Regions from separate parts of the Mus musculus genome. Here all the other regions are linked to region 3. The links are chromatin loops, found by intact Hi-C in ENCODE. Cell type or tissue: left cerebral cortex. All regions are shown on one strand.

Evidence for each region. Hi-C counts contacts between places; a loop is a spot of excess contacts. Peaks named below come from ENCODE experiments on the same cell type or tissue, not always from the same donor. Only the 100,000 strongest peaks of a DNase experiment are listed, where the experiment ranks them.
Region 1: it touches region 3 in a loop (7-fold over the local background); 21 of 42 quality-filtered maps call a loop at or near these places.
Region 2: a loop joins it to region 3, with 7 times the contacts of the local background. A loop is called at or near these places in 33 of 42 quality-filtered maps.

The regions. Positions count from the first base shown.
Region 1 is chr10:79,664,626-79,672,625 of GRCm38, forward strand. It overlaps Madcam1 (mucosal vascular addressin cell adhesion molecule 1), which reads left to right. Exons shown (of 5, transcript NM_013591.3): 1 at 1-42; 2 at 287-553; 3 at 806-1,132; 4 at 1,714-2,145; 5 at 3,612-3,917. The coding sequence ends at 3,742. Tpgs1 (tubulin polyglutamylase complex subunit 1) reads left to right here and starts at 4,814. Exons shown (of 2, transcript NM_148934.3): 1 at 4,814-5,158. The coding sequence starts at 4,821. In left cerebral cortex, CTCF peaks have their summits at 4,278 (motif pointing left) and 7,635; DNase peaks (open chromatin) are centred at 4,324, 4,449, 4,741, 5,257 and 1 more place; H3K4me3 peaks cover 2,427 bases; H3K27ac peaks cover 2,663 bases.
Region 2 is chr10:79,644,653-79,652,652 of GRCm38, forward strand. It overlaps Odf3l2 (outer dense fiber of sperm tails 3-like 2), which reads right to left and starts at 1,086. Exons shown (of 4, transcript NM_001033473.2): 1 at 915-1,086; 2 at 1-69. The coding sequence starts at 1,041. In left cerebral cortex, a CTCF peak has its summit at 4,927 (motif pointing left); a DNase peak (open chromatin) is centred at 4,917.
Region 3 is chr10:79,591,322-79,599,321 of GRCm38, forward strand. No RefSeq gene overlaps it. Among named protein-coding and RNA genes, the nearest start is that of Theg, 8.2 kb to the left of the region's middle. In left cerebral cortex, a CTCF peak has its summit at 4,105 (motif pointing right); DNase peaks (open chromatin) are centred at 1,254, 4,113, 5,934, 6,478 and 1 more place; H3K27ac peaks cover 3,668 bases.

The DNA of each region.
Region 1 (8,000 bases), 73 kb after region 3:
TCCTGCTGGCCCTGGCCCTAGTACCCTACCAGCTCAGCAGAGGTAAGCAGGGCTGTGGGTAGGGAAGCAGGCTTCGAGAGATGAATGGGTACAAGGGAGGAGAGTTTGGGAGTGCTGTGAAAATCCACGGCTTTGAGAGACTAGGGATGTGCGGCTCCGGTTGGTCTCTCATCAAGGCCCAGGAACCTGGGCCAGAGGACGAGAGCCCTGGGGTCTCAACCCAGGGTCAGGGCTGGAACCTGGGACCCAGTTGTCCCATCACAGCTTTAATGCTCTTACTCCTCAGGACAGTCCTTCCAGGTGAACCCCCCTGAGTCTGAGGTAGCTGTGGCCATGGGCACATCCCTCCAGATCACCTGCAGCATGTCCTGTGACGAGGGTGTAGCCCGGGTGCACTGGCGTGGTCTGGACACCAGCTTGGGCAGTGTACAGACCCTCCCAGGCAGCAGTATCCTCTCTGTACGGGGCATGCTGTCAGACACAGGCACTCCTGTGTGTGTGGGCTCCTGCGGGAGTCGAAGCTTCCAGCACTCCGTGAAGATCCTTGTGTATGGTGAGGCCCACTCTGCCTTTCTAGGTGCCACCTGCCCCGGGGGAATCAGGACCTTGCGCCATACCAGTGCCACCACCCACCAAGTCCCCACACTCCACTGCCACCCCCACACTGTAGACCTTCAAGGCTGACATACTCACCCTTCCTGTCCCAACCACCTGAGGCCATAGCTGCACTCTCACGCCAAACTCCCCTCTGCCTGGCCCAGGCCTGACCTCTAAGCTCAGCCCTGGGCCTGCTATCGATCCACAGCCTTCCCAGACCAGCTGGTGGTGTCCCCGGAGTTCCTTGTACCTGGACAGGACCAGGTGGTGTCCTGCACGGCCCACAACATCTGGCCTGCAGACCCGAACAGTCTCTCCTTTGCCCTGCTACTGGGAGAGCAGAGACTGGAGGGTGCCCAAGCCCTGGAACCAGAGCAAGAAGAGGAGATACAAGAGGCTGAGGGCACACCACTGTTCCGAATGACACAACGCTGGCGGTTACCCTCCCTGGGGACCCCTGCCCCTCCTGCCCTTCACTGCCAGGTCACCATGCAGCTGCCCAAACTGGTGCTGACCCATAGAAAGGAGATTCCAGGTAAGACCACTGGGTCCTGCCTGCCTCTAGGCCCAGCAGCTCTGGGGCTTGGCCCATGATTGGTTGTCCCCACCTGTAGATCCCCAACAAAACTGTTCAATGCCTGTGTCACAAGGCAGCCAGAAAAGATTAACTCAAAAGATAAGGACCTACTCTATGCTAGCTCCAACATGATATTTCCGTCGTTTTCTGTTCACAAATTCTTGGCTTTGCCTAGGTGGGTGGTTGGCGGTGCACACCTTTAATCCCAGCACTCAGAAAACAGAGCCAGGTGGATTTCTTGAGTTTGAGGCCAGCCTGGTCTACCGAGCGAATTCCAGGACAGTCAGGGCTATACAAAGAAACCCTGTCTTGAAAAACCAAAGTAAATAAATAAAATAAACAGTGATCTGGTAGACTTGCATAAGAGCTAGTACCTACTTCCTGTTCTGTGTCTGTGTCATCAGCTGCTGATCCTAACTAGTATGATGCCTTGTGCCTCTTAAGTGATGTGGGAAGGGTGATGGAAGAATTCTGAACCAATACTGGGTTGCAGATGAGGAAAACTGAGGCTACAGGAAGAACATTCATTCTGTTTGCAGTACTACAGAGCCAGACCTCACCTAAGCCCCCCAACACGACCTCTGCTGAGCCCTACATCCTGACCTCATCAAGTACTGCTGAGGCAGTCTCCACTGGGCTCAACATCACCACCCTACCTTCTGCCCCTCCATACCCCAAGCTTAGCCCTAGGACTCTGAGCTCTGAGGGACCTTGCCGCCCGAAAATCCACCAGGACCTGGAGGCAGGCTGGGAGCTACTCTGTGAAGCATCCTGTGGGCCCGGAGTTACTGTGCGCTGGACCTTGGCTCCTGGCGACCTGGCAACCTACCACAAGAGGGAGGCTGGGGCCCAGGCATGGCTAAGCGTGCTGCCCCCAGGTCCCATGGTAGAGGGCTGGTTCCAGTGCCGCCAGGACCCTGGCGGGCAGGTGACCAATCTGTATGTTCCTGGCCAGGTGACCCCGAATTCCTGTGAGTCTGGGGCCCTGGGAGGGAGGGACAAATGGGACTAAAACACTAGCAGGAGTCTGTACCATGCCTAGCCTCAGTTTCCCCATGTTCAGTATGCTTTCCTGTCTGGAGACCTCTTAGAACTCGGGGCACCTTGCAGTCTTTCAGAGACAGGAAGATCCAGTGAAACAAAAAGTGAAAAAAAAATTTAACATTGGTTTCAGATGCCCGGGGCTGACTTCATAGCTATTTAACTTTAGTTTCACATACCCGGGGCTGGCTTCAAACTTGCATCATAGCTAAAAGTGACCGTGATCTTGCCTCAACCTCTTCAGTGCTGAGATAACAGGTGCACACCACTGTGACACATTTTTTTAAATTTATTGTTATACATAAGTACACTGTAGCTGTCTTCAGACGCACCAGAAGAGGGCATCAGATCTCATTACGGGTGGTTGTGAGCCACCATGTGGCTGCTGGGATTTGAACTCAGGACCTTCAGAAGAGCTGTCAGTGCTCTTACCTGCTGAGCCATCTCACCAGCCCATGACACATGTCTTAATGGTTGATTTTTTAAATACGTTAATTGAGTCTGAAGCAACAGATGTCTCAGAAATTAAAGAGTACTTACTGGTCTTACAGAGAACCTGGGTTCACTTCCCATGTGATAGCTCACAAACATCTGTAACTCCAGATTCAGGGAATGTAACCCACACTTTTGGCCTCCCAGAGCACCATGTGTGCATGGTACACATATGTACATCAACACTAAAATAACTCCTGCACATGCAAATAAGACGCCAGGTGTGTTTGCGCATGTCTTTAATCCTAGCACTCAGGAGGCAGAGACAAGAAACGCATAGCCACTTGTAACTCCAGGACCCTGGAGACTTGACATCCTCCTCTGACTTCCAAGTGTACCTGCATTTGTGGCATACACACAGATACACACACACACACACACACACAAAATAAACATTAAAAAAATAAACCTTAAGCCAGGTGGTGGTGGTGACACATACCTTTAATCTCAGAGGCAGGTGTATCTCTAAGTTCAAGGACATCCTGGTCTACAGAGCAAGTTCCAGGACAGACAGCCAGGATTACATAGAAGACTCTTGTCTCAAAAAATCAAAACAAAACAGACAAAAAACAAAACAAAACAAAACAAAACAAAACAAAACAGAACTAAGCTGGGCACGATGGCACACAAGCTATGATCTAAGTACTTGAGCTGTAGAAGAAGAAGGGTCAATGTCAGCCTAAGCTACAGAGTGAGACCGTAATTTAGAAACAAAAGCTTCCCTTTAAGTAGATTCATTCTTCCATGCTGTCTTTGAGTATGTCTGGTTGGGTGGCTGTTTTCTACCCAAGTAGAGGCTGGCTAGTTAAGTCCACTTTTAAACTGTAAGGGCCTATGTATGTTCCCTCTGTGGAGCCCACAGGCACTGGGACTGATGGCAGCCTTTCTCTTCCTACTCTTTCAGCCTCCACCGTCGTCCTATGGATTGGCAGCTTGGTGCTGGGGCTGCTTGCACTGGTCTTCCTTGCCTACCGCCTGTGGAAATGCTACCGGCCAGGTCCTCGCCCAGACACTAGCTCATGTACACACCTATGAAGCTCCATTATGCCAGACTAAAGGAGGCAGAGAGTGACCAGCTGCAGGATTTGGGGCATCAAGATGATAGTGTGGCCTCTTTCCTTGGTGGTCAGCACATCTATAAGTTTCTCCTGACTTCTGGGCTTTTCTGCCTGCTGGCCCAGAGCTAAATAAAAGCCCCGTATCTAGCCACTGGCATATTCTTTCGTACTGTGAATAGGAAGGCTTTGTACATCACCTATCCCTACAGCCAGAGTCCCTGGAGACAGTCACACATCCCAGTTTTCTTTGGTAGGTCGAGCAACAGGATACTAGGCTGGGAAATGCCTGCATTTAACAAGAGTAACTAAGGAGATATCCAGTGGCTTAGAAAAAGTACTTGGGGGGTAACCTGGGAAAACACGAAGAGCGGTATGGATGCCAGACAAGGGAATAAAAAGTATGTCAGTAGATAAAGAGCCAAAGATAACACAGAAAAGGGACATGCGAGGATACTAGAAAGCCACAGCAGTTCAGAATTGCAAAGAGAGCACCCCCCTCTGGTGGTCAGAAATGGTAACAGTCTGGGAAAGGAAGGAATCTGGTGACAACTCCGCTCAGGCACCTTAACGCTCGGAAGGAGACTAAGTGAGGCCAAAAACCCGGGAGAGCCCAGGCCGAGTCTGGGAGCAAACGCAGAAAACGGTTTGAACTCCGCTTTCAGCCCTAGATTCCTGGTGAGCTTTGCGGGGTTTATCTGGTACCCAGGGTGCCTGGTTGCTAGGAGACCATGCTTAGGAAGACTTGCCCACTACCAAGATGGCAAGGTATCGCGCTTCAAGCCAGAAACCAAGCCCTTCCTGGGGGACCATTTTGAAGTCTGGCAAGCTCACAATTCCAGACCGAAGCTAGAAGATGCAGTCATGGAGTAGCAGGAAAACGCACACAGAGAAAGCCAGGGGCACAGGGGGAAAAGGTCGCTTGCGCTTGTTACTATCGAGATTCTCAGAGAGGGGGGCCGCTGCCTCTGCCCTTAACAAAAATGGTCGTCGAGGGAAGGCGCCTCATCGCGCCGTGAATTATGGCGGCGCTTCCGGTCCCGCTGCCCCCAACAAAGATGGCGGCAGTGGAGAAACGGCGGCCGGCAGTAGCACCAGCGGCCAATTTCCCGGACAGTGGCCGGACGTCGGTGTCTCAGGCGGCGGCGGCCGCTGAGAGCGAGGAGGACTTCCTACGGCAGCTCGGCGTGACGGAGATGCTGCGCGCAGCCCTCCTAAAGGTGCTGGAGATCCGGCCCGAGGAGCCCATCGCCTTCTTGGCGCACTACTTCGAGAACATGGGTCTACGCTCGCCGACCAACGGAGGCGCCGGGGAGCCCCCGGGCCAGCTCCTCCTGCAGCAACAGCGCCTGGGCCGCGCGCTGTGGCACCTTCGCCTGGCTCACCACTCGCAGAGGTGCGGACCGATGGCGGACGGGGGTACCAGAACTACAATTCCCGACAGGCCCCGCGCGGGAGCAACTCGCCGCCGGCGCGGGGCGTTTCCGGGAGTAGTGGTCTTTCCTCTTTTCCCGGGTCTGGTCGGCTTGAGGCAGGTTTAAGGTTCTCGGCACGCCTCGCATCGATTTCGCCTGCAGTGTGCGCGGGGTGTACTGGATATTGTGGTCCGGGTAGGAAGTGCTGGGGGTTGTAATCCATCGTCCATCTATTGCATGAGCTTCCAGGTGATTACGGCCTGGAGGAGGTTGCTTTTGAACCCGAGTCCATTTTGCCCTCGCAGCCAAGGGTTTTGGGAGGTCAAGAAGCCCAGCAAGGTAGTATAAATAGTGTGGTGCTTGTCCAGGAGATGGACAGCCTGTGTACTCAGGCCCCAGGCCCCAGACAGAAGTTCCTTAGATGCACACGCAGAGCACAGGCTGGTCTAGAGCCTGACGTGAACCCTGCAGGGAGCTCCGCAGTGGGAGTAGTTCCAGTGTAGGTGACGACTAAGGACGCTTTTTCATTGCATAGTGGATGAGGGAAGCTGATCAGTAGGGCATCATCAGCCAGGGGGTGACCAAATGCCTGAGGGTCTCAGCATGGGAGTGGCTTTCCAAAGGGTGCTTGGAGGAAGACTCAGGGAGGAGAGCAGGGGAGGGGGCCGCAAGGAGGAAGACGTTGGGCAACAGTAGCTCAGGCCTTCCCTAGGGAAGTGAAAGTCCAGAGATCATACATTTCCAGCTGAGCAGACCAGACATCTCTGCACCAGAGGGAAGGGGCTCAGTATCCAAGATGGTAGCCAAGAAGGGAAGGGTGGAGCATGGCGGGCCCATGTGGCTAGAGGGGAGGGGTACAGGCACAAAGGGAGAAAACCAGCGAGAATGTAGACGGACAGTCTTCAGCTAGGACAGCATTGGGGTATGTGAGTGGGAGACTGAAGGTATCAGCAGAGAATACGCACACAAGACCACACCGTGAGGTGCCCAGGGGAGGAACAAACTGCTTACTGGGGGCATCCGGAATTCTCCCAGGGATGAAGAGCAATGAACCTAGGGATTTAAAATAGAAGTGTTTTCTGTGAGTTGAAGTCAGCCTCACCTGAGGATCTGGGGCAAGCTTTGTGATCATGTCACCAGGTCTCTGTGTCCTTCACTACCTGGTTTCTGTGCCAGTCACTGGATCCTTACCTGCCATCCTCTGGCAAGGCCTCATTTTAACCAGCTGAAAGCTGTGTGTTTACCATATTCTGAGGTTCTGTGTGGACCCAAACTTGGGGCCATTACTCACCTGTGGGAACTAAAAAGGGACCCTGGGGAAGAGAGGGAGGAAAGACCCACGTCCCGCCAGAGTTCCACCTATGCTCTGGTCAGGCAGACGTGAGAGGGCTACCAGACTCTTTCCACTCAGCCCCAGGTGGGCATCCAAGCCTCTGACGTACTCTTTGGGGGGGGGGGTGGACAAGGGGCAGCCCAACCTGGGAGCCCCGGGGCTACTTCTCTAAACAGGCCCCAGGGTTATAGGAGAGAGGGAAAGGGGAAGAGAGGTTCCCACACCGGCCGAGAGTGAGTGCAGCGGATCTTGATGAGCAGAGACTGTGGTTTTAGAGCTTTATTGTAGAAAGGCAGGGAGAAAGAGTAAGAGAGAGGAGGGAGGAGAGGGTGAGAGTGAGGGGTAAGAGAGAGGTGAGGAGGGGCCTAACAGCCCCTTTTATGGTCTTTACTGTTGCTAGGTAACTGCGGAGGAGTTTAGCCAAGGTCAGAAGCTTGGGCCATTGCCTACGTGACTTCTTAGCCATGCTTCTCTTGTGGGGCTGTGAGGGGGTGGTAACTTAGACAGGAGCCAGAGTTCCAGGAGCACGAGGGAACACCTACCATGTCATGTAGGTGAATTATGACCATTCCGGGGTTCAGACCTCAGCTCTACTGAAGACTAGCCTGTCTGTGTATAGCCCAATGCCCCACACTCACCCCAGGAACTAGTGTTATATCACTAACTGTCAGCCACATAGGAGAGCAAAGGGCGGGGGGGTGGGGGGGAGCCAGCAGGCAGGTGGAATCCTTAGAGATGCATCTGGGAATTACCCTAGAAGCCACAGCCCCATCTGTCTGATGGCTCACAGAGCTAGGCTCTTTCTTCCCCAGGGAAAACCACTGTTCCCCACCTAACACCCTGTGAGTGATGTGTATGGAGAGAGTGGGTCCCTGTGCAGTGCTCGGCCTGAAGCCTGCACACATGGCAACCCCACCACTGAGGCCTGCCAGCAGTAGCCAGTCCAATTCTCAAGACCTGAGAGCCTGAGTTTGTGAGGCCACCAGAGCATCAGAGCTGGGGGGAGTCCCTCCCAGGTCTCCATAGGCCACAGCCATGATGCCCTCACCAGTCACCTCCCTGCCAGCCTGTGAGAGCCACTTAGGGTTATTGTTCAACCCGAAGATGGCTGGAGACGTGGCCACTAGAGGCCAAGCCAGGAGTTACACCCTCAGGCTGCAGCCCCTGCAAACCTTCCTAGCTACCATGCTGATGATGGTGGCAGGAGAGAGACACTGACTCTACTGTCCCAAAGCTGTAAGGGAGTCATTTTCATGACTCTCTTAGGACTCTTTTGACCAAGCAAAACTATGTGACTTAAAAGAGTTGAGTTTCTGGCCGGTCATATTGAAAGACTAGTCAGCCTGAGCTCCCCTGTGCCACGAGCCATTCCTTGTGAGACACTCCAGACACTGCAGGGTGCTGTCAGCATCCTTGCCGGGAGCTCCCTGAGTGTAAAGACTTGGAACAGGAGTATGTTCACCCATAGGTCATCCCAGCCTGCCCCAGGG
Region 2 (8,000 bases), 53 kb after region 3:
CTGCCTTGGTACAATCGTGATTGACATAGCCAACGGTGGACGGAAGAACATACAAGCCAGGTCCGGAGCCTGAGACCCAAAGACCAGATCAGGGGTAGTGCTTGAAACCCAGAGGGGCTAGGTAGAGTCCCACCCTGCACCCTAACCACCTCTATGTCTGAGTAGAGAAAATGTCCAGAAGGACTCGGTGACACCCGAATTGTGAGCTAATCATGAATCATTGCGAGTGTGGAGACTTGGAAAACAGAGGCCCTGGAAGATAGGCTAACACAGAATAGAAAGAGGCTGGGAGCAAGAACCATCCCTGGTGGGGAAACTGAGACTAGGAACAGAGAAGCTACCATGAGTGGAAAACAAGCCAGAGCAGAGAGACCATCGCAAGAGAGGAAACCAGGGCCAGAGTGTAGAGACCACTGCAGCTAGAGAAACTGAGGCCAGAGTCATAGACACCATCAAGAGAGGGAAACTGAAGTCAGAGTAGAGAGATCACGGGTTGTGTGGGTGAACAGGGAAAGTGAGCCCAGGACAGAGAGATTGTTCTAGAGGGGAAACTGAGGCCAGTCACAGAGAAACACCACCTCAGAGATGGGGAGATGGAACATGGTATAGATCTGTCCCCACTGTCCATTGTAGGATGGGAAACTGAGGCTGCAGCCTGCAGCCTGTACAAATGCCACCCCTCGACACCCAGCCTCAGCCCCTTCACACACTCCATGGCTCTGCAGTCCCCCACATGCACCATTCCTCTAACTCCCTCCCTCAGGTTCTGCTACACTGTGTTCATCCTGTCCCCCTAGAGGGCCAGCAGATCCCACAGGGGACATATGGGCCTGCCTACAGATAATGCCTCTACTAAATAGCCCAGGAGCCCCAGTAGGGAGACAGAAGGAGCCCTCCCCAAGGCCAGCACAAACCATTCTCCAAGGTGGCAATTCCACAGGATTTTCTCAGCCCGGTCTCCGGAATGTGTCCATCAGCCACCCGCCGGGCCAGGGGTACTGTGGTCAGCCTAGCCTCTGGGTCGCAGCTGAGGGTCCCCATGGTGAACAGGACCTCGTGTGGGTTCCTGTGTCCTGCTACTCTGGTGCCACAAGCCAGGCACTGTCCCCAATCCTCACAGCTCAGCTGGTGTTGGCAGAAGCCTGGCCTCACCACACCCTCCCCACCACACAGACGGCCCCTTGTCCCCTAAGCAAGGATCTCAGGGCCTGGCCAGAGCCAAGCTGGTCGGCCGGACGCTGGCCTGGAAGTGGAGCTGAGATCAAGTGTCAGCCAGGTGGCTGGATGGTCCAGGAAAGACTCCAGTATCAGCCGAACAGGTCCCCAGGGAGTCGGCTGAGCTGGGCCACGGGGCCAGAGCAGGCCCTAGGGATCCAGGACTGCAAACAGGACACCTGAAGGAACATGGATGAGGGGAGCAAAGCCTCATTTCCACAGAGCCCAGGGTTGTGGACGGCATGTCCCCAACTCAGTCGGGTGCTCATTGGCACCAGCTTTCCTTCATCAGCAAACATGTACTGAGCACCTGATACATCCCAGATTCTGTTCAGAGTGGCGTGAATAGAACAGGAACAGACTGGTAAAGGGCGGGTGTTCTTGGGGTGGGGAAAGAAGCTAAACAATAAATTTAATAGATTGTTCTGGTATGAACCAGCCTGAAAAAGATGACCATGTCAGGGTAAGAGACCAGCTCTGCAAAGGCCCTGAGGCAGGGCTGAGGACAGAGCAGGCCAGGAAAATCCTGTTTTCACCTTTGCCAAAGGCTACCACCGTGTCCCCACTAGAGAGCTCTGGGAAGAGTGGCAGAATGAAACTCAGATATTTCTTCCAGTTTGTTTTTTAATGTAGTGACTCGGGGGGTAGGGGGGAGGGTTGGTGTTTTGTGCTCTGTTTTGTTTGAGACAAGGACTCACAATGTAGCCCAGGTTGATGTTGGACTCCTGGTCCTCCTGCCTCTGCCTTCCCTGTGCTATGACTGCATTCAGGAGGTGACTAAGAGCTCCCTCCTTTGGTCACAGACAACGGATGCTGACATGATTAAGATTCTCAGAGTCCCTCGGAAACATACCAAAAGGCCTGAGCCCTGGGCACTCCAACAAATTTCACATCAGCCATTTTGGATTCTAGCCCCTGACTCCTGTGGATCCCTAAAGCTGGGATCCAGGAGTCTCAGAGGGTCCCACAAGCCCAACATGCATGTCCTTGTCCTCTTGACTTACCCTATTCAGCTCCACCCTGGTCACATGGGATTAAATGGCTGGTCCTGACACACACACACACACACACACACACACACACACAACATCCGACCCTTCAACTCCAGATCCTCCCACTGTTAAGGATTCCTTAGTCACTCAACCAGCTGGAGTGGCTCACAGCTCACTCCTCAGTTACCTGGACCCTCAGCCCACCAGCTCCCATCATGCAATACTCTGCTCTAGACCACATCAGTCTGGGCAGCAAGGAGTAAAGACCTGTGTCCTGTACTATGACAGAAACCTAGGCAAATATACTGGTGTCTTTCTACAATGTCAGAAGTTACCAAATAGCAATGAATTCACAAAGTCCAATATGTCAGTGACAGCAATTTGTGGCACAATCCGCCAACCTCAGAAGCCTGACATTGTCTTTCACATCACACAGCACACCAAGAATGCACCTATATGACTGTATGCACTATAGAGGATCTACAGAACAGATACAAGTTAAAGAGGCTGTCACACCATTCAAGGGGTTTGGGGAGCTGAGAAAGAGTCTGCATTGGGAAGATAATGAACCAGAAAGGGACAGTTTGGGGCTGATGGGGTCAGGGTTAGAAGGTGAAGTTGCTGCCTTCTGCCACAAGGTGAAAGACCAATGAAGTGGAAACTTTTGGTTTCTTTGGAAAGTCAGTTGTATCAGATGGTGTTTCACTGGGGCAAACACATGGAGGAGGGTTTTCCTGAAGCAGACACAGGTGAAAGGATGTTCTGCTAAAGCAAGCACCTGAAAGGACGTGTGATGAGGGATTCTTTGCTAACAACACGCAGGTCATCGCCTTACATTTCGTAGCTGAGCTCCGTTTGTCCTGACTCCATAGAGACACCACCTCTGGCGGGTGATGAGCTAGATGGGAGGTTAGAGCATTTAAGAACTGTTATTAAAAATAGGGTTGAGAAAAACGTAAGCTACAGACCAAGCTGGGAATGCAATAGGGAAATGGAGATTCAAATCCTGGACCAGATGGACAAACAAGTGGATTGACAACCAATCTAATAGGCAGTGTCCGAGAGGGGAACGGAACTGAGCCCATGCACCAGAGACAGCTAGGGAGTCCTCGGCTTGTTGGTCCTTGACACACACACCAGGTGATGAGTAGGCATGGGGCCATTACCCCACAGTGTCCATCAGTTTATGAGATTCTTATGCGATCCTTGGTCACATGTGTCTGGTAAATTCTTGGTCCCGTTTTACCTGGTATGACTTTGATATATATGTCCATGGATGCCCCACACCTCGATAAACATAGAGTGGCTCCCTTTGAAGTACCAGAAGTATGTCACACCAACCATGTATCACCCACATAGACGGTGCGGCTTCGGGGTCCACCCAGGGGCTGTGGTAAGTCTCCTCCCTCAGAATAAAGTCAAAGGCTAGATGAAGGCAGAGTCACCTAGAGCGACGCACAGTCCTGATGTCTGTAATTCACGCAGGTAGCCTTATCTGTTCCCATTCTAGCTCCAAAATAATTGACACAGAGACCTGGGTTTTGGTTTGGTTTGGTTTGGTGTTTTGGTTGTTGTTGTTGTTGTTGTTGTTGTTTAGATTCATTTATCCAACGTTCTGCCTGCATATATGCCTGCACAGCCAGAAAAGGGTACCAGACCTTATTATAGATAGTTATGAGCCACCATGTGGTTGCTGGGAATTGAACTCAAGACCTTTGGAAGAGCAGCCAATGCTCTAAGCCATCTCTCCAGTCCAAGACCTGTATTTTTATTGATAAGCTGCAAGTCTAAACTGAGCACGTTTTGAGCTATTCTAACCCTCTAAGGCAGCTAATGACCAGATCAATGCCCCATTGCTTGCCGTCTGGCCTTGCCCTGGCTCACTCTATCCATGGGTCCTTATGGGTGACCTCTCATTGTGACCTCATGGAGAATCCTTTGACAACCTGCTCGTCACTACTCCTGGGCCCTCTTCCTGACCACCTCTTCTCTCTCTTCCTTTCTACCTGGGACCCCTGGCTGGGATCAGAGTTCAGCCTTCCTATCCCCTCTGCCCAATCATAGGTTGATCAGCTCTTGATTAACCAATCAGAGATAATTGGAAAGCATTCTATACACAATAGAGATGCTTCAGTAATCATGGCAATGCTGATATCCTGACTGTCACCAGAACTCTGGGCACAGAAATCAGCATCTGAGCTGGACATGGACAGGGTGGTGCACTTCTCTAATCCCAGCACTCTGAGTTCAAGGCCAGCCTGGTCTACACATCGAGACCAGGAAGTCAGGAGGGTTGGTTACACTGAGAAATTCTGTCAGGGGAGGGGGGCCGTATTCAGCATCAACCTCCAACACTGTGTCAGGGAAATTTTACTGTCTTATACAGTATGGAGTAACTTAGGATAGAGCACCTGGACATCCCCCACCATCCCCCACCATCCCCCACCATCCATCCCACCTTCCTACAACCAAAACCCTACATTGGCCAAAACCAGTAAAAAAATAAATAAATAAATAAATAAATAATAAATAAAAAGGCAGGAAGATAGAACCCCTGACATCAGCCATAGACCCAGAGCCAGGCAGAGAGGGACTAGGCCTGAGACATTCTCTCAAACCCATCCAAGTCCATTTCCTGGGCCCAGGCCACCAGACAGCCTGTGAAAGCCTTGATGGCTGGTGGATTCCAAAGCCCACGGCACAGCTCTCACTACTACCCTCTGGTGGACGAAACGAGAACAGGCACAAGCAAGGCTGTGCAGGTCTGTGAAGAGATGCTAGGAAGGAAAGATGATGATAACATGAGGTGAAGACAGATAAAATCAGATAAGGGATGGATAATCGGAAGATAGTGGGGGATGGGGAGGTCGGTGGGGGATGGTGGAAGATGATGGGGGATAACGGGGGATGGTGGGAGATAGTGGAGGATGGTGGGGGATGGGGAGAATGGTATGAAGAGGTGGGAGGTCATGGGTATATTCTGGCCACTCAGCACTGTTGATGGACTCTCATCCTATGCTTAGTGACATCATCATTTCTTCCCTTTCTCTCTAGCTCTTATAGGCTTTCCTCATCTTGTTGAGTCCCTTATACATGTCACCCCTCAGAGGCCTTTCCTTGAGCTATGTTTCTGCCATAGCAGCTGCAACAAGTCATTTGATGGCTTCAAACAAAGTTGTCTCCTCTGTCTCCCTGTGTCAGGTGGGAGTAACTGGCTCCCACTTAAGACTCTATAGACCATCCATGTCTCATCACATGCCTCTCATCCCTCAGCCTGAGGCACTGTCCTCTCAGAACCAGAATCTGTCTGACTCATCATCCTTCAAGACAGTGGTGAGGGTCTCAGGTCAAAGACTTCAAGGAAGCAGGAACCCTTGGAGCATCTGGTCCTGTGCAGCCTGATGGAGAGTGGTATATTGTTAGAGATTGATTCAATCAGGAATTGTACTGGCTGGTTTTGTGTGTCAACTGGACACAAGCTGGAGTTATCACAGAGAAAGGAGCTTTAGTTGAGGAAATGCCTCCATGAGATCCAGCTGTGGGGCATTTTCTCAATTAGTGATCAATGGGGGAAGGCCCATTGTGGGTGGTGCCATCCCTGGGCTGGTAGTCTTGGGTTCTATAAGAAAGCAAGCTGAGCAAGCCAGGGGAAGCAAGCCAGTAAGAAACATCCCTCCATGGCCTTTGCATCAGCTCCTGCTTCTTGACCTGCTTGAGTTCCTGTCCTGACTTCCTTTAGTGATGAACAGTGGTTTGGAAGTGTAAGCTGAATAAACCCTTCCTTCCCCAACTTGGTTCTCGGTCATGATGTTTGTGCAGGAATAGATACCGTGACTAAGACAGGAATCTATATGTCCAAACGCTAAAGGTCCTTGTCCCCAATTGTTTTTTGATTGATTAATAAATCAGCTAATGACTGAGCAAAGGGAGATGGGCGGGACCCTTAGAGTTGCTCGGGCTAGGATGCAGGGGGGAGGAAAAAGGAATCATGAAGCAGTTCGAGATGGATGGACATAGGAGCTGCAGGAGATAAAGCCAGCCAGTATGTGAGAATTTGGATGGGTGGACACTGCCCACTTCCTCATTTGGGCCTAGGGTAGCAGGGGAAGGTTTCAGAGTGCCCAACCTTTAAGGTAGTCAAGACATTTTTTGGTTGGTTGGTTGGTTGGTTTTTCGAGACAGGGTTTCTCTGTGTAGCCCTGATGTCCTGGAACTCACTCTGTAGACCACGCTGGGCTTGAACTCAGAAATCCACCTGGCTCTGCCTCCCAAGTGCTGGGATTAAAGGCATGCACTACCACTGCCCGGCAAGCCAAGGCATTTTAAAATTAACAGCTCTGTGTGTGTGTGTGTGTGTGTTCCATTCTCAAATCCAGATAACTCCTGTTTGAGTGCTCATGTGCAACCCACCAGAAGGTAATGTGTCCTAATTAGGGTTTCTATTGCTGTGATAAACACTTAGACTAAAAGCAGCTTAGGGAGGTGTGTTGGTCTGAATGAGAATGCACCCCCCCATAGATTTATATATTCAAATGCTTTGTCCCTACTTGATGGAACTGTTTCAGAATGATTAAGAGGTGTGGCCTTGTTGGAGAAGGTGTGTCACTGGGGGTATACTTGGAGGTTTTAAAAGGCCACACCAGATCCAGTCTCTCTCTGTCTCCAACTTGTGGATCAGATACAGGCTCTCAGCTCCTTCTCCAGCACCATGCCTGCCTCCCTGCTGCCAAGCTCCCTGCCATGGTGGTCATGGGCTCATGACTCTGTGAGCAAGTCCCCAGTAAATGCTTCCTTTTGTAAGTAGCTTTGGTCATGCTGTCTCTTCCCAGCAACAGAACAGTAAGCCAAGACAGAAGCTGGTACCAGAAGTGGGGTATTGCTGTGACAACCCTGACCATGTTGTTTGTTGGTAGAGCGTGAACTTTGGGACACTGAATAGTGTCCAGTTGAATGCTGTGAGTAGGAGCCTGGACGACAGCAGTCCTAAGAGCACCATGACCAAGGGAGGCCCAGCTCAGAGGTGTCAGAGGGCAACAATACCAGTGGCTAAGTCAGAGGCTATTGTTTTGATATTTAGCAAAGAAAACCTACCTGAAGCCAGGTGGTGGTGGTGCACACCTTTAATCCCAGCACTCAGGAGGCAGAGGCAGGCAGATTTCTGAATTCGAGGCCAGCCTGGTCTACAAAGTGAGTTCCAGGACAGCCAGGGCTGCACAGAGAAACCCTGTCTCGAAAAAAAAAAAAAAGGAAAAAGAAAAAAGAAAGAAAACCTACCTGAAGCTAAATTGAAGAGTTTTGGACTCTTCAGTGTTGCTGAAAGAGGAGATTTCAAGACAGCCTGGTATTGACTGGGATATGTGGGTTTTAATAATCACTCTTATGCAGATCAAAACAGTGAAAAAGAGCAATCAAGGAAAAAATAAATACAAAATGTACAGTTTGAGGAGAAAAAGAGCATCCAGGAGTGTGAGGTTGAAGCCAAGCCTTGTGCTCAGAGATGAAAGGTTTAAAGAAAAGCCTGGTGCTACACAGAATAAAGGGAGTGGTGCCTTCAGGACAAGACCCCACCCAGCTAATCCTGCAACCTGTGTTAAAAAAAAAAAAAAGATTCTGCAAATATAATTCAAGGAGGTGAGTTGGTTTAGCAGAACTGAAGTGGAAACTTCTGGTTTCTTTGGAAAGTCGGTTGTGCTGGATGGTGTTTCACTGGGGCAAACACGTGGAGAAGGGTTTTCCTGAAGCAGACACAGGTGAAAGGATGTTCTGCTAAAGCAAGCACCTGAAAGGACGCGT
Region 3 (8,000 bases):
TAATACTCTTTAGGAACTTACCTTTCCCTATCACAGGTTGCAGGATTAGCTGGGTGGGCAGTGGGGTCTTGCCCTGAGGGCACCACTTCCTTTATTCCGTGGAACACCAAGCTTTTCTTTAAACCTTCCATCTCTGAGCACAAGGCTTGGCTTCAACCTCACACTCCCAGATGCTCTTTTTCTCCTCAAACTGTACACTTTGTATTTACTTTTTTTGTCTTGATTGCTCTTTTTCGCTATTTTGATCTGCATAAGAGTGATTACTAAAACCCACATATCCCAGTCAATACCAGGCTGTCTTGAAACCTCCTCTGCCAGCAACACTGATCCAAAACTCTTCAATTTAGCCTCAGATAGGTTTTTTTGTTTTTGGGGGGTGTTTGTTTGTTTGTTTGTTTGTTTGTTTTTGGACAATGGCAGACAGCAGCCATATTCTTTGCTTAAATATCACAAGAATGGTCTCTAGGCCAGTTTCTACTACTGTTCCTCTCTGAAACCTCTTGACTGGGTCTCCGCAGTCCACACTGTTTTCGGCACTGCTGTCTTCCACGTTCCTATCAGGATGCTCCACTGAGTCCTGTTCAATTGCTTTCCTGAGCCAAAGCCCCTAAATCAACATTCCTCCAAGAAACAGCACATTTAGCCTTGTAACAGCAATACGCCACTCCCTGATACCAACTTTTGTCTTACTTTTCTATTGCTGAGATGAGACACTATGACCAAAGAAACTTATACAAGAAAACATTTATTTGGGGCTTGCTTACAGTTTCAGAGGGTGAATCCATGACCATCATGGTGGGGAGCACGGCAGCAGGCAGGCAGACATGGTGTGGGAGCAGTCGCCGAGAACTTATATTCCATCCAGAAGTTGGACACAGAGAACGAGAGTGAGCCTGTTATGGGCTTTTGAAATCTCAAAGCCCAACCCTAGTGAGGTTGGCCTAGTGAGCCCAACCCAACAAGGCCACACCTCTTAATCCTTCCTAAACAGTTCCACCAACTAGGGACCAAATATGTATGCTTATGGGAGCCATTCTCACTCAAACCCCCACAGCAGGTACCTCCACATATATGGCATATACTCACACATACACATAAAAACAGAACATTAAGGGCTTGGTGATTAAAAGGACTTACTGCCCTTCCAGAGGACTCAGGTGGCTCTCAGCACCCACATCAGGCTGCTTACAACTGCCTGTGACTCCAGCTCCAGGGAATCTGACACTTTCTGTCTTCCACAGGCACCAGGCACACATGTGATGCACATGAAAAGCCCACACATGCACAAAAATAGATCCATTATCCTCAAGGTGGGAGCATGACAGCATCCAGACAGGCATGGTACAGGCAGAACGGAGAGTTCTACATCTTCATCTGAAGGCTGCTGGAAGACTGGTTCTCACAAGGTTAGGAGGAGGGTCTTTTTTTTTTAAGTTTATTAATTTTATGTATATAAGTACGCTGTAGCTGTCTTCAGACACACCAGAACAGGGTATCAGATCCATTACAGATGGTTGTGAGCCACCATGTGGTTGCTGGGAATTGAACTCAGGACCTCCGGAAGAGCAGTCGGTGCTCTTAACTCCTGAGCCACCTCTCCAGCACAGGAAGAGGGTCTTCAAGCCCACACCACAGTGACACACTTCCTCCAACAGGGCACCACACTTACTCCAACAAGTCCCCACCTCCAAATAGTGCCACTCCCTAGGCCAACCACCACAAGGTATGATATGTAATTTCAGCGCTCACAGCAATAACAGCAAAGTTGAACAGTAATGAGATGACGTGCTCATTTGTTTTTACATTAACAGTAACTCCTGTTAGAATGTATCACAATCAGCTCCAAGCATTCCAGCAGAAAAAGACCCACAGACATCCTCATTTGATACACAGAGAAGGATGACAATATTAAGTCTTTGCTGTCCATGACTTAGCCATTATGTTTCTATGAAAGCATATCGGGGTCCAGTCTCAACACAGGAGTTCTCAACTGGAAGCATGGATATCTGGAAGGCTCATAATAAATATACACAGACTACTTTTTGGGTACAAGCTGATAGGAAATTTTTCAAGGCTTAAAGTTTCTCTCTCTTCTCTCTAATTCTCTGCTCGCTCTCTCTCTCTCTCTCTCTCTCTCTCTCTCTCTTTCACTTGCAGCTTGAGGCTGCACACACTCTGCATTCTATTGTGCTCTCTGCTTTTCTCCTGTGCACTTTTCTTTTCTTGAACTCTCACTCTCACACACACCTCTATGTGTTCCCCTTTCACTCTCACACACATCTCACACACTCTCCTTTCATTCACACACACTCTCCATACACACCTCACATTCTCTCTCACACATACTCTTCATATGCTCCTCTCTCTCTCTCTCTCTCTCTCTCTCTCTCTCTCTCTCTCTCTCTCTCTCTCTCTCTCCATTTTCTCTCCACATTCACCTCACATGCTCCTCACTCGCTCTCTTGCCTTTTTCTTGCCCCAGTCTTTTATTGATACTCCAAAAAGTGATACTGTACAGGAGAACACGGCCAGAGGCTGTAGCAAGAATTTGGGGTTCTAAAAAAACTAAAACTAAAACACAGAAATATTATGAGAATATGCCTTCATTTTAACCCCAGGTGTGGGGTGTGGGGCTGCTTTGGACTGTCCATAGCAGCTGACTATGATTTGCCTCCTGCTCTAGCAGAGGCATAATTTTGCCAGCTGCAGATAGTTTCTGAGATTGTATAATGTTTGGAATTCTGAAAACTTTTTAGAGGTTAAATAAATGCTAGTGTCTCAAGAGGTGGGTTGTTGATGGTTCAGGGGCAGGGGGCACTATTAGTCGAGGTTTGTTAAGTAGTCCTGCATGTAGAAGAAACGAGAAGAAGTTAGATATCCTGCTGGTGAAGATCAAACTTGCCCCAAGGAACTTGGTGCCCCTAATCAGCAGGAAGTAACCTAACAATGATGTCACCCCCTTTCCAACCCTTGACGTTATTTAGGGAACTCTCTCCTCTTTATTCTTTTTTCTCTTATCTAGTGTTAGGGAGTTGTGGATAAGAGTGAAAGAAAGAGGAACCCACAAAGTAGCCAAAAAACAGGTACAAGAGACACCTCGGATTTGTTATGTTTTTTATTTCGAGTTCCCTTTTGGATGTTTTGTGCTTCGAAACCTCTAACTGCTGTCCAGTTTTTTATGACCTACACATTCAGTCGTGTATGGAGTTGCAGCCCACAGTTTAAGAAACCTGATGCTCATTCCTGTTGGTTCTGGGAACCAGAGTCAGAGTGGCTGATGTTAATGAAGGACCCACTGTAGGGCTGAGACCAAGACTCAAACCAGGCTCTTCTACGGAGGAGTTTGACGCACCTGATCAGGGAGTCCACCTCTGGCCTGCCTGAAGTCACAGAGATGGCCTGACTTCAGGGACACTGTCCATGCAAAGACAGGTTATGGGAGAGAAGGTGCCACACATCAGCCCAAATTTGTTCATAGACACTCGGACCAGCCCAGCTCTGAGAGTAGTCATGCTATTCAACCATAGAGGAAGCCAGACACGACAGCAGTGCACAGGGTCGCGGCATCTGTGATTGGGTTCAACAGACACAAACCAGCCCATACCACAGATCTCAACTGCCTCCCTGTTGCACATCACCCTGACTTCAAACGACACAACCATTCCCCCATAAGACAGGGTCCTCTCCTCTGTATCTCCACTGTTACCTCCTCTATCCTCCTCTCTGCCCCTTCCCCTCCTATGTCCTCTCCTCAGCCCCCTATCCACTTCTGAGCTCTTTTCAGTGCCCCCCTTTTGTCTCCCCCTCAGACCCCTCTCCCTCCTTCGAAGGCTTCTCCCTGCACCAGGTTGCCCTTGACCCCCATGGATTCCCTCCCCTCAGCCCCGCCTCCATTTCTCTCCGAGCATCAGGACTTCCATGCTTCCTTGCTCTTCTTCTCCGTTTATTTTGGTCCTCTGCACTTTTCTGGTGCTCGATTTCAAAGTAGGCATCACATTTCCCGCTGCAGTCGGGAAAGGTCCTGAGGCAGGAGGCACGAGCTCCTCTGAGGTCCAGCTCAGCACTACTGCAAACCGAGACCATGGTGATGCTCATGATAACCACTAGGTGGTGGCCTACTCACGGTCACCGATGCTCTCCTGTGTCAAGGAGGCTCCAGGTTTGAAGCCCAAGTCTCCCAGCAGCTGGGCAGAAATTTACAAACCAGAAATAGATGCTAAGTAAGCCGGCGTGGATGAAAACTATCGCTGAACAAAGCTTAGGGTCAAAGCAGCCTTCCTGATACTTTAGACCGCCTCGGGTATAGATTCACGGGTGTGCTCTAATAACTTGGCTCAATAACCTTCTGTGTCTCCGACAGAACCAGGATGTCTGATTCCCAGGCGATGTGTCATAGACTGTTGCCCTGGATGGGAGCAGGGCTGAAACAATCAATACAATGGCGAAAACTCAAACCCTTTCCCCTGGATTCCAGCGCTTTGGCCTCCTCAGGGGCAAAGTCTCTGTTTGGTGCTAACAGAAGTTTGACTGTCCCAGCATTCCTTTAACCAAGAGTAAGGAGGCACAAACAGAAAACACAGCTTTAGAACACAGCTGGCCTCATCTCCGCTTCTGCCGTTCTCCTTTCAGACAATCCCAAGCTTTCACCCAGGACCTGGCTACTACCAGCATGGGCTGCATGGCATCTCTGAGCACCCGAGGCTGCATTGGTGGCCCAGCTGCCCTAGCAGCACCCACTCATTCTTCCAAGGTCCAGCAGTTCCAAAGAGTGACCACAGCTAGGAAATGCAGCACACGAGGGCACCGGGAGGTGGGCGCTGCCCAGGGACCTAAGCTACCTTTCAACTTCTGTTCCTACCCCACAGCATCCTTCCAGGTGTTCTCCTCCGGCAGCCAGGCAAGACTGTTTTTCATCTGTACAGAAATTTCACTGTCCTCCCCACCTGATTGGTATCAAGGAGTACCCAGGTGGTAATCTAAGAGGGACCTTCCATTTGGTCTCCTCTGGTTGTATGTGAGTCCCGCTGGCTGCCCTGCTATAAGTCAGACACTGTACAGGCAGCTGATGCAGATGCAGGTTGGGCTGTAGCTCCGGGGCAGAGTGCTTGCCTAGCATACATGAGGTCCTAGGTTTAAACACCCACAACTGCAAGGTAGGGAGGACCCATTCTCTCAAAGTCCAAGCCGGCCTCACTGAACTAAAAAGCTGGGTGTCCCAAGAGCCAGGAACTTTCATTAAGAGTAGATTGTTCTCACAGATCGGAGAAGCCAACACATGTGATGAGAGCCAACTCAGTGGACAGACGCGAGGCATTACTGTAGCCAGCACCATAGCTAGGGAAGCATGAAGCAGGGTAGGGGCACAAGTGGACCCTGGGCAGCTACAGTTGTGGAGGGTCCATGGCAGATGTGGAGCACACACTGCGTCAGGAGCAGGCATCTGGGAAGGGGCTTCATGCTCAAGCAGGAATGGGTGGCTAGGCCTGGACCTGTGTTCTTGTGGATGTTTTTCCACTCCTAATCCTATGTTTGTTAGAGTATCTTATGATCATGCTTAGAGTAAGTCTTCCACACATATCACTCATTATTTCCCAAACCCTATGAGCACAGGGGCCTCTAGTCTTTGTCCTGGGACTTTGCAATTCTTTCCCCCAAGGTAGAGCATCCCAGAAGTTGCTTGCTCTAAGGAAACAGAAAAGGTAGGAGCTGGCAGCTTTGTTCCAGTTCTCGGGCTTCTGCCTCTTCTCAAGACCTTGTCAGCTTCAGGACGCCATGAGCATCCACATGCCCAGGCGTCAGGAAGGCAGAACTGAGCTCCAGTGTGGTCCTCCATCCTGGCGTTTCCCAGCACAGTCCGGTTCCTATGGAGACACCCAGAGTGGAATCAGGCTGAGCTGGGCTTCCCGCCATGCGCCAGGCTCTCTCTCGCCTAAGACCGAGACTAAATTAAGTCGTCTCGGTGGGGGAGGTGGAAAAAGAGGATCTAAAATGAGCTGGGGTGAGTCAGCACTGGGGCCTGAGGGGGATGCAGCCAACCCACCAAGGTCTCACTCACTGAGGAGGGGCCACGTAGCAGCTCCATCTCAGGTTTATTAATAGACACCAGGTCTTCTGTAACTCAGATAGGTGACCATCCCACTCCATGCCAGGAACTCCCCTGGTCCAGAGAGACACATATGAGCCTACCAGGACCCAGGATCCCCTAGGTCAGAGTCATCCTGTGTGCAGAAGACTGGGTGAGTGGGTGAGGCAGTGAGCAGCAGCAGCTATGGAGACCACAGACTGGGGTATACCACCTGCCCTCATTCCCCCTCCCCAGCCAGAGTGGGATGCCCCTCAAGAGCCTCCTGGTCCAGGATGAGCTGGTGAAGAGTAAGGCACTCCCATCAGAAGGCAAACCCAGGATGAGGACCAGTGAGGGAGGGGCCTAGATTGCAAGCCTGGCCACCGTCTGGTTTGGATAGGATGTCTCTCACTGGCCACTAAACTTAGATTCAGGAAAACTCCATGGTTCATCTAGATTAAAATTCAATTCTTATTCACAGGGCTGCTGAGGGAACAAGTCTTGCTACTGGTAAAATAGAAGCCAGGCCTTCCACGTACTCTGCTAGGGCACAGGGAACATTCCCCGCTCAGTATCTTCAGTGAGCGCTAGCTCCTCACTACCTCAGCCCCAGGCCAATCTACCCCATCCCCCTGCCCTAAAAGGGTGGTGGAGGTGGGTGTGATGGCTGAGGCGGATCTGCGCTGTCAATTTGACTCACCAGGGAAAAGACAGCCTCAGAGAGGAAATGCCCCCACCACCCACCAGCTAGGCCTGTAGGCAAGTCTATGGGAATGTTGCCTTGACTGACAGTTGATGTGGGAGGGTCAGCCACCCAGGGAAGGTGATCCTGATGTTTTACCTCCAGGTTCCTGCTTGAGTTCCTGCCCTCACTTTCCTTGATAATGGACTGCAACCTGTAGCCAACAACCTGTAGAACCTCCCCCCAGGCTACATATTGTCAAGGTGTTTTATCTTGAAAACTAGGACAAGAGGGGAATTGTGGGGGGAGAATGGTGGGAGGCAGCAGGGGGAGGCGGAGGATGGAGGACTGTGAGAGGACAAGAGAGGATGTTGGCAGGACAATGGGAAGAAGATGGAAGGGCCTAGGAAGACAACGGTGTAACACAATCAAGTGTGGTGGAGGGAGGGTGAAAGGTGGTGGGAGGATGGTGATGGGAGGATGGTGGAAAATGATGAGGGGTGATGGGAGGATGGTGATGGGAGGATGGTGGAGATGATGAAGGGTAATGGGAGGAGGAGGATGGAAGGATGGTGGAGATGATGAAGGGTGATGGGAGGATAATAATGGGAGGATGGTGATAGGAGAATGGTGATGGTAGGATGGTGAAGATGATGAAGGTGATAGGAGGATGGTGATAGAAGGATGGTGGAGATGATGAAGGGTGATGGGAAAAGGAGGATGGGAGGATGGTGATGGGAGGATGGTGGAGATGCTGAAAGGTGATAGGAGGAGGATGGGAGGATGGTGATGGGAGGATGGTGGAGATGATAAAGGTGATGAGAGGATGATGATGGGAAGATGATGATGGGAGGATGGTGGAGGATGATGAAGGGTAGTTGGTGAAAGGGAAGATGGGAAGATAGAGGGACGATAAGGGTACAATTATGGGATGGATTTTTGAAGTGCATGACATAGTCACTGGACACTTCCACATGGAGCTGTATTAGTTCCCTGTTGCTGTGATAAAATACCCTAGCAAGGGCCTGGAGAGATGATGGCTCCGCATTTAAAGTAGTTGAAGACACAGGTTAAGTTCCCACCACCTACATTGTGGTTCACAATCTCCTGTAACTCCAGTTACAAAGAATCCCAGGCTCTCTCCTGGCCTCTGTTGGCACTGTAGATACATGGTATGTAGACATACATGCAAACAAAATAAACATACACACACACAAAAATTTAAATGAAGAAAATATTCAAATACCCTAACAA